Linked DNA regions of Homo sapiens: region 1 is linked to region 2. Evidence: chromatin loops called from intact Hi-C (ENCODE). Cell type or tissue: heart right ventricle. All regions are shown on one strand. Each heading gives the region's core, and the rest is flanking DNA. Links, peaks and the distances in the headings are about the cores only. Region 1 has its middle 250 kb from the start of MIR4305. Region 2 has its middle 140 kb from the start of MIR4305.

Region 1 (5,388 bases), core at 100-5,099, 110 kb before region 2:
TAATTCGTAACTGCAAGTTCAAATATTCTCCGAGCCTCCTGGATGCAGTTACAGCTTCTAATCATTTTAGCTTAAATTTCAAACTTCTATAAACTTGGAAGAAAGGATAAAAATACTAGGACAACAAAGGCCAAACAGAGGTGGCTTTATTGACAATATAATGTAATTAAGATTTTAAAGCAACCATCAGACAGTTAAGTTTAAAAGCTACAGAGGCCCAAGCACTTTGCTCTATGACTCCAATTCAAAGTCATGACTCAAATATCTCACAGCTTCATAACCTTATCATTGCAAAAGTTTCAACAGGGTGACTAGATGATGGAGTCAGGAAGCTTGAAGAAAATCTCCTGTATGATGAAACCAAGGCCCTGAGAATTCAATTGACCAAGATCGAGTTGACTTTGTCAATGAGCAACAGCTCCCAGATCCGGCAAGTGAAGTTTTGATGCTTGGTATTCAGGTAATAGGTACATGGTTTGATAGGTCATTTAATTGTTAACACCATTAACCAGATTTGATTAGTTCTTTTAATTCTTTGAATTTAAGACCACGGGAGTCCTCTGAGTCCAGCCAACAAGAGGGCAAGGAAGGGTTGAGAAGGCACATTCATTCCTTCAGCTCTAAAGGGACTTCATTCCCACCATCATTTCATTTGCAAAAGCAAACCACATGTCTCCATATGGATGCCAGAGGCTGGGAAATCTAGTCTCTAATGAACAATCACTGCCACCCAGTGACAACTCTATACCATGGAAGGGGAACATTAATTTTTGAAGAGCATCTAGCCATCTCTGTGGCATTCCACTCTGTCTTTCACATTACCCTGATTCTTTCATAGTTTGTATCATGATCTAAGGATAGGGATAGCTCAAGATCAGGTTGAGGTACAGTCATTCCTTGATCCAGTGGATTAAACAACATCAGCAAGATTTTTTTTCTCTCTCCCCATTTCCTGGCTTGTTTTTTTCTTCGTTGGCTTTCTTCTCAGGCAGCTCTCCCCATATGCTGGCCATGATGGCCAAAAGCAGTTTAGATTGTGTCATCTTTAGAGCAAGTAATCTCAGAAGAAAAAGAAAATAATAAAAGCACCTCTCTGTCATGATACCCATAGGAATCTCTGAAAATAAATCTGATTGATCTTACTTGAAACATGTGCTCACCATTGAACTAATTATGTCCAGGAGCAAGAGTGCTCTGTTCAGCCTCCCCTGTGGCTGAAGAGGTAGAGTCATGGGATTGATTGCTCAACAGGTCTTTTGGGAGGAGAAGTTTCTGAAGGGAAAGATGCTGGACATAAAATAAAGGACCAAGTAATGATAGTGAGTAAGAATGGGATGTAAAAGGGCTGCAACTTGTGAATTTGCTTATTATTATTCCTATCATTGTTAGTTCTCCTCTAGTTTTGAACAGCACATATCTGCTCATATATTTCTGATTGTACGTCTATAAGAAAAGAAAAACTATTGTTCTCATTTTCTCTCATTATACTATAAACTTTTCTAGGTGAAAGACCATGTCACTCCTGTTTAACAACTTTAAACAATAAGGTGTTACATAAAAAATAAATGCCGACCAATGTTCTGATAAGAAGACCAGTTAGAATACATGCAAAACTAGATTACACTGTATTTCTTTCCACTTTGGAGGATGGTGTTGATTTGGTGGGGGGTCAGCTTTTCACGTATCTTCCTATATATGTTCATTCTGTCTACTATGAAGACTGCAAGTTTCTTAAAGACACTAGGAAGGTCAGAACTATGTACTCTTCACAGGTGCCAGACCTCTGATTCTTTTTTCATATCTGTACCATTTGGATAGTACCTAAACTGAAACATTGATTGAATAATTACTTAGTTATTTTAGTTATTCAAGAAAAATTATCATTACCATTGTCAGTATTAAATATTAGCACCTATGATATGCCATAGGCACTGGGTTAATCCTTGCGGATGCAGCCAGTAACAAGGCATGTCCTGCCTTCCCAGCACTCATAGCTGCTGGGTCAGACCAAATCCCAAACAACAGAGAGTGATGACTCTTAGGAAAGAGGACTCACAGGGGCCTATGGACACATACAACCAGAGACGACACCTGGTATAAGAACACAAGCTCTGCCAGTTTCCTAGGGCTGCCATAACAAATTACTACAAGTTTGGTGGCTTAACCAACAGAAATTTATTCTCTCATGGTTCTGGAGGCTTGAAATCAAGGAATTGGTAAGATTATACTGTCTCCAGAGGCTCTGGGGAGAATCTGGATTCCTTATGTCTTCTAGCCTCTGGCGGTTGCTGGTTTCTTTGTCTGTGGCCACATCACTCCAATCTCTTCCTCTGTCTTCATGTGGCCTTCTCCTCTGTAGGCCTTCTCCTTTATGTACCTCTTATGAGGACATTTGTCATTGGATTTAAGGTCCACTTGGATAATCCAGGAGAATTTCTTCATTCAAGATCCTTAGCTTAATTACATTTGCAGAGAACTTTTTTCCCAAATAAGGTAACATTTACAAGTTCCAGAGGTAAAGATGTGGATATATCTTTTTTGGGGGTACCAGTCAGCCCACTGTAGAGGGCTGGCCTTCCAGAAGCTAGTCAACATGAAAGTTGAGACCTAAAATATGAGTAAGCGTCTGGGGAATCAAGTTTGGAGGAGTGTTCCAGACTGAGAACAGCGTGTTCAAAGCCTAGAGGCAACAGCATGGTGTAATCAAGGAACTGAAAGAAGTTCCTGTTTGGACTTAGCTCAGAGCTCTAGAGAAATAAAATAGAGACAAGGCTGGAGAGGGAGGCAGGAGCCAAATTGTGTGTAAGCCACATAAAGGAGTTTTGTGTTTATCCTTAGGCAATGGGAAGTCATTGAATTTTGTAAGAAGAGGAGAGATATAATCAAATATGCACTTTTGGAAGATCTCTGGCTTGCATATGGAAAATGGATTAAGAGAAACCTAAAGTGGAGGCAGGGGACCAGTGAGGAAGTTACTACCTTAGTTCGGGAGAAAGAATGAAAATGGTCAGGGGAAGAATAGCGAGAAATACCAAGATCCAACGTGTATTTAAGGTAAAGTTGGCAGAATACGCTGATCGATTAGAAGTGGAGAGGAGAGAAAGATGGGGAAGTATCAGGAATGATACTCGACTTTCTGAGTGTCACGGGTTGACTTGTGTCCCCCCCACAAAATGCATATGTTGAAATCCTAACCCATGGTGCCTCAGAAGTGACCTTATTTAGAGACAGGGTTTTTACAGAGGTAATCAAGTTAAAATGAGGTCATTGTGGTGGGCTCTATTGCAATATGACTGTGTCCTTATAGAAAGGGAAAATCTGAAGACAGACGTGCACACAAGGAGAACACCATGTGAAGATGTGGGCAGACATCAGGGTGACGCTCAACATGCCAGGTAGCCCCAAAGATTCTAGCAAACCACCAGAAGCTATGGCAGAGGCATGAAACAGGCCCTCCCTTCCATTCCTCAGAAGGAATCAACCCCACTGAACCCTTCATCTCTGGCTTCTAGTCTCCGGGACTGTGAGACAATACATTTCTATCATTCAAGCCAGTTAGTTTGTGGTACTTAGTTATGGCAGCCCTAGCAAAGTAAGAACCTGGGGACACTGGGTGATACCATCTGTGGAGTTAGGGAGCACTGGAGAAAGTGCCACCTGGGGAAGACTGATGCCGTCACTTACCAACTGAGTAATTTTCCAGCTGCACATTTAAAAATTGTTTTTCTTCATCTGAAATTGAGGTAATATATAACTTAAAGCAAAATCAGTTCCCAAATGATCAAGCAGCTATATCATTTGAACTAAATCAAGGTTATGTTGTTACTTGAATACAAATTAGAGGGAAAGTTTTAAAGAGAAAAACCATAATGTTTTCATTACTTTTTACCTCAAAGCAAAGAAGACATTCTTGTCCCCCAGGTCATTATTTGGAGAAGTAGGCTGAAGGAATATTCTGATGTCTGCTCTTCAAGTAGGATACTAATTAGTCGGAATCACTTGAATTTATTTAATCTATGTAGTGTTTCAAATAAGTGAGATATGTGATTACAATAAAATATCTGTCAATACAAAGCAACATTTTTATTAAATCTGTTTATACCAAGTAAAAGAACATCAGTGCCTAGCCCAGTACTTGCCATAGAGTAGAAGAAACTCAATAACTCTTTGTTGAATGAATAAGTAAATTATATAGTCATCAAACATTAACATTGGAAATGTAAGTGCAAGATTATCTTCACTAGTAGTTTTCAGATAATTTTTAGCTTCAGAACTTCTTGTTCAAAGACTTCTTGCATGAAGCTCATTACACAAAACTGATGAAACAAAACTATGCTGGTTAAAGCATTGTTAGAGATTCATTGTACTGAAACTCCACAATCTCCCTCCTCATCAATCTTCTATTGAAGTAGAAATTTTAGGGCCCTAATAGAGAACATTTTTGAAAAGTACTGATTAGAGTTCCAGCTATACATGGCAAACTGTCTCTTATTTTCGAAATCCCTCCTGAACCCCACTAACAGAATAACAAAGAACTTTGATTTTTTAAAGTTATATTTCACAAGGACCAAGAGAAAGGTAGAGTGCATGAAAGATTTCAGCAATTTTTTGAAACACAGAAAGTCAGTGAAGGAGCAGAAGGGAGGAAACTACCAGCTAAGTACTGGCAAAAGATGTACTAATTTGACGGCAGAGCCCTGAAAGGCTCAGGACTGGAGGCCCCTGGTGCCACAGAAGGTGGGAGTGAAGTACAGGGCTGGAAATAGCATTAGTCAAAATCAGTGAACAGAGCCATAGAACTTCCAGAATGTGCTGTACACCTGCACCCAGGTGACCATAACTCTTCAGGATACCAGAGGAGTTTCCCCAGAAAATGTTAATAAGGCTCTGAGATGGAGACTTGAGGGCTCCAGGTACCGCTATAGAGAAAAAAAGAGAATGAGAAGGAGGTAAATGAAAATCTGTAATCTGAATGGTGAAGCCCTTAATCTTTTTCTTTCCCTTCTCTGGTCTCAGAATATCAGCAGCCAGCCTGAACACTGAAGCCTTCCAGGTAAGAGATTAAATAATTTGTCTCTTGAGAAACTGCGTGACCCAGAACAAAGACCTCCACTGCATGCTGACATTTAGGAGCCCCTCAAATAAAGAGCAAGGTCCATATCCACTCACCTTAAGGTGAATTTCATTAAAAGTTATGCAAGAAAGTAATTATACAAGAAAATTTCTCAAACTTAAAAATTCAAGTCTCCAGTTTGAAAAGCCTCTTCAAATGCTTAGCAAAAAAAAAAAAAAAAAAACTTTTTAATTTTTTTGAATAAAGACCCACATCAAGACTCACCAGTTAGAAATTTCAGAGCACTAACGATAAAGAAAAATATCTAAAAGCTT
Region 2 (5,388 bases), core at 162-5,161:
ATAAATGCACAAAAGTGCAGTGGCATATTTGCAATTGCAAATTGTGCTGCTATAAACATGTCACACACCCTTTTATAGAGAGTATTATCCACCAAAACCAGGGAATAAATCAAGCAATAAATTAAGGAAGCTGTGGCTCCAACAATGGAGCTGGGAAGGGAGGGTCCTGGATGGCCACTGGGTTGCTGGAGATGAGTGCATCCAGATTAGAGAGAGAGAAGGTGGGCCCCAGGGAGATTTCCAGGAAAAAAAGAAAATTAATGGGCCATCTGACTTTTTTATGTGATTTTTTCTGGTATTACTATCTTTTTATTGTGGTTAAGTGTATAGCATAAAATGTACCATTTTAACTATTTTTAAGTGTACAGTTTAGTGGCATTAAGTACTTTCATATTGTTAGGCAACCATTAATGCCATTGCCAGAACTTTTCCATCTCCTCCAACTGAAACTTTCTGTCTGTTAAAGACTAACTTTTCATTCCACCTCCTCCCAGCCCAGGGCAACCACTATTCTACTTTCTGTCTTGATAATTTTGAATACTTTAGGTACCAGATATCAGAGGTATAATCATATGATATTTGTCTTTTTATGACTGGCTTATTTCACTTAGCATAATGTTCTTGAAGTTCATCCATGTTTCTTTTTTTAGGCTAATATTTCATTGTATGTAGATACCACATTTTGCTTATCCATTCATCCATTGATGGACATTTGGGTTGTTTCCAGCTTTTAGCTATTGTGAATAATGCTGCAGTGAACATCGGTGTAGAAGTATCTGTTCCAGTCCCCAATTTCAATTCTTTTGGGTATACACTAGAAGTAGAATTGCTGGGTCATATGGTAATTCCATGTTTAATTTTTTGAGAAATCACCATGCTATTATCTACAACAGCTCCACCATTTTACATTCCCACCAGCAATATACAAGGGTTCCAATTTCTCCACATGCTTGCCAACACTTCTTATTTTCTGTTTTCTTGATAATAAGCAACCTAATGGGTGTGAAGTGGCATCTTATTGTACTTTTCATTTGCGTTTCCCTAATGATTCATGATATTGAGCATTTTTTCATATGCTTATTGGCCATTTGTATATCTTATTTGGAGAGATGTCTATCCAGGTCAGGTCCTATGCCCATTTTTCAATTGGGTTGTTTGTTTTGTTGTTGTTGAGTTGTATGAATTCCTTACATATTCTGGATAATAATCCCTTATCAGATACAAAATTTGCTAATATTTTCTCCCATTCTGTGGGTTACTTTTTCACTCTGTTGATAATGTCCTTTTCTCAGAGGCATGTGAACCAGAGCAACTCCATGTTGAATAGGAGCTGGGTAAAATGAGGCTGAGACATACTGCATTTCCAGATGGTTAAGGCATTCTAACTAACAGGATGAGATTAAAGGTCAGCACAAGATACAGGTCATAGAGACCTTGCTGATACAACAGTTTGCAGTAAAGGAGCTGGCCAAAGCCCACCAAAACAAAGATGGCAATGAGAGTGACCTGTGATTGTCCTCACTATTACACTCCCACCAGAGCCATGACGGTTTACAAATGCCATGGCAACATCAGGAAGTTACCCTCTGTGGTCTAGAAAGGGGAGGCATGAATAATCCACCCCCTTGTTTAGCATATAATCAAGAAATAACCATAAAAATGGGCTGCTCTGTCTATGGAGTAGCCGTTTTTTAAATTCCTTTACTTTCTTAATAACCTTGTTTTCACTTTACTCTATGGACTCACCCTGAATTCTTTCTTTTGTGAGATCCAAGAAGCCTCTCTTGGGCTCTGGATTAGGACCCTTTTCCTGCGACACCAGTCTTTCACCTCCGCGGTTAAGTTTATTCCAGCATTTTATTCTTTTGATGCTATAATAAATAGAATTGTTTTTAAATTTCCTATTTGGATTATTCATTGTTAGCGCATAAAAATGCAACTTATTTTTGTGTGTTGATTTTGTATCCTACAACTTTGCTGAATGTATCAGCTATAATCATTGCGTGTGTGTGTGTGTGTGTGACATGTGAGATCATATGTTCTGTGAACAGAGCTACTTTTACTTCTTCCTTCCAAAGTGAAAATGAATTTTTAATTTCCTTTTATTGCCTAATTGTTCTGGCTAGGACATTCAGGACTATATTGAAAGTGATGAAAGTGGTGAACGCAGGCATGCTTGCCTTGTTCCTGATCTTGGAGGAAAAGCTTTCAGTCTTTCACAATTGAGTATGATGTTAGCTGTGAGTTTTTCACATATAGCGTTTATTATATTGAGGTAGTTTTCTTCTATTCTTCACTTCCTGAGTGTTTTTATCATGAAAGAATATTGAATTTTGTCACATGCTTCTTATGCATCGAGAGGATCATATGCTGTTGTTTTTCATTCTATTAATATGGTGTGTTACATTGACTGATTTTCATATGCTGAATGAAAGGTCACAATTGATAGACCTTTAGCTAGAATGACTAAGAAAAAAGGAGAGAAGTCTCAAATAACTAAAATCAGAAATGAAAGAGGGGACATTATGACTGATTTTACAAAAATAAAAAAATTATAAGGAAGTAACAATTATATGTCAGCAAATTAGATAACCTAGTGAAATGAACAAATTCCTAGAAACACAGAACCTACCAAGACTGAATCATAAAGAAATGAAAAATCTGAATAGACCTAAACTAAAAGGTGATTGCATCAGTAATCAAAAACCTCTAAACAATGAAAACTCAGGAGCAGATGGCTTCACTGGCAAATTCTACCAAACATTTAGAGAATAGTTTATACCAATCCTTCTCAAACTCTTTCAAAAAATTAAAGAGGAGGGTACACTTCCTAATTCATTCTATGAGTCCAGCATTACCATGAAACCAAAACCAGACAAAGGCACTACCAGGAAGGAGAACTACAGACCAATATCCCTGATGAATATTCATGCAAAAATTCTCAATAAAATACTAGCAAACTGAATTCAACGGCATATAAAAAGGATTATACACCATGAACAAGTGGGATTTATTCCTGGAATGCAAGGCTGTGCCAACTAGACTGCACTGTTGAGTGCCCAGATTAAACCTTATTTCTGGGTGTGTCTGTGAGGGTGTTTCTGGGTGAGATTAGCATTTGAATCAGTGGACTCAGTAAAGTAGATGGCCTTCCCAGTGTGGGTGGGCCTCATCCAATCCACTGAAGATCTGAATAGAACAAAAGGTGAAGGAAGGATCAATTTGCTCCTTTTTCTTGTCTGCCTGCTTGAGCTGAGACATTGTTACCAGAAAGGGGTCCCAATCCAGACCCCAAGAGAGTGTTCTTGGATCTCGCACAATAAAGAATTCAGGGCAAGTTCATAAAGTGAAAGCAAGTTTATTAGGAAAGTAAAGGAATGAAAGAATGACTACTCCATAGACAGAGCAGCCCCAAGGGCTGCTAGTTGCCCATTTTTATGGTTATTTCTTGGTTATATGCGAAACAAGGAGTGGATTATTTATGCCTCCCCTTTTTAGACCATATAGGGTAACTTCCTGATGCTGCCATGGCATTTGTAAACTGTCATGGCGCTGGTGGGAGTGTAGTAGCCAGGACAACCAGAGGTTACTCCTGTCTCCATCTTGGTTTTGGTGGGTTTTGGCCAGCTTCTTTACTGCAATCTGTTTTATCAGCAAGGTCCGTCTGACCTGCATCTCATGCTGACCTTTTATCTCATCCTGTAACTAAGAATGCCTTAACTGTCTGGGAATGCGGTCCAGCAGGTCTCAGCCTCATTTTACACAGCCCTTGCTCAAGATACAGTCACTCTTGTTTGTACATCTTCTGACAATGTCAGTCTCCTGCCATTGGTTTAGGATTTACACCATCAGCTCCCCTGATTTTTAGGCCTTTGGACTTGGGCTGGAATTACACTACAAGGTTTCCTGAGTTTCCAACTTGCAGACAGCAGGTCTGCAGTTCTCAGCCTTCATAATCATGGGTGCCAACTTCTGATAATAAATCTCCTTTTATATTTACCCTCTGTCTCTCTCTCTCTCTCTCTTTCTGTCTCTATCTATCTGTCTTTAATTTCCCTTTGGTTCTGTTTCTCTGGAGATTCCCAACTAATGAAATTTTAATCAAATACAAAAACAGTACTCAGAGGCTATGCCCCCACTTCATGTGACTAATGTCACAAATCATATCTTTATAATACTATGTTATGCTCATTAACATAGATTTATAATTATTTATTACATACTTATCTCTTAAATTCTGTATAAAATAAAAAAATTAGTTATAAACAAAAATTACAATAATACTGTTGTTTTCTATTTATCCATGTATTTACTTTTACTGAAGAATGTCATATTTTTGTATGGCTTTAAGTTTCTGTCTAGTGTTTTTTCATTTCAACTTAAATAACCCATTTTTGGCATTTCTGGTTGGACAAGTCTATGGTAATGAATGCGTTCAGCTTTTGTTTGGGAATATATTAATTCTTCCTTCTTTTTTTTTTTTTCTGAGACAGATTCTCTCTGTGTCACCCAGGCTAGAGTGCAGTGGCATGATCTTGGCTCACTGCAACCTCCTCTCCCTGGGTTCAAGTGAGTCTCGTGCCTCAGCCTCCCAAGTAGCTGGGACTACGGGTGTGGCCGCCACACCTGGCTAATTTTTTTTGTAATTTTAGTAGAGACAGGGTTTCACCATGTATGCCAGGCTGGTCTCAAACTCCTGACCTCAAGTTATCCACCTGCCTGGGCCTCCCAAAGTGCTTGGATTACAGGTGTGAGCCACCTTGCCTGGCCTTCCTTCATTTTTGAAAGACAGTTTTGCCCTACACAAAATCCTTCGTTGATTTTTTTTCACTCCAGCAGTTTAAATATATAATGTTATTCCTTCTGGCCTTTAAGGTTTCTGCTAAGAAATCGACTGATAATCTTACTGAGGCTTCCTTGTACATGGTGAACATCACTTTTCTCTTGCTGCTTTCAAACTTCTCTGTCATTTGCTTTTGACAATTTGATTATAGTGTGTCTCATTGTGGGTCTCTTTGGGTTTATCCCACTTAGCGTTCATTGAGCTTCTTGGATAACATAGCCATGCCTTTCTCCTAATTTGGGACGCTTTCAGCCATTATTTCCTCAAATAATCTATCTCCCCCTTTCCCTCTCTTTCTTCTCCTTCCGCAATTTTTACAATCCTGTGTTGGTCTGTTTGATGGTGTCTCATAAGTCTCATAGGCCCTATTCACTTGTCTTCATTCTTTTTGCTCCTCAGACTTGATAATTTCAAAAGATTTGACTTCATGTTTGCTGATTCCTTCTGTTTGTTTGAGTCAGCTGTTGAACCTCTCTAGTGAGTTTTTCAATTCAGTTCTTACGTGTTTTACTTCCAGAATTTCCTTATTGTTGTTACTAATTTCT

Evidence for each region. A loop is a pair of places that touch in the nucleus more often than their neighbours do. Peaks named below come from ENCODE experiments on the same cell type or tissue, not always from the same donor. Only the 100,000 strongest peaks of a DNase experiment are listed, where the experiment ranks them.
Region 1: it touches region 2 in a loop (2.3-fold over the local background); 3 of 110 quality-filtered maps call a loop at or near these places.

Annotation. Positions count from the first base shown.
Region 1 is chr13:39,911,448-39,916,835 of GRCh38, reverse strand. No RefSeq gene overlaps it. Among named protein-coding and RNA genes, the nearest start is that of MIR4305, 250 kb to the right of the region's middle. In heart right ventricle, for the core only: no CTCF peak of the experiment used is centred there; a DNase peak (open chromatin) is centred at 2,715.
Region 2 is chr13:39,801,746-39,807,133 of GRCh38, reverse strand. No RefSeq gene overlaps it. Among named protein-coding and RNA genes, the nearest start is that of MIR4305, 140 kb to the right of the region's middle. RefSeq lists an enhancer at 2,851-3,467. In heart right ventricle, for the core only: no CTCF peak of the experiment used is centred there; no DNase peak of the experiment used is centred there.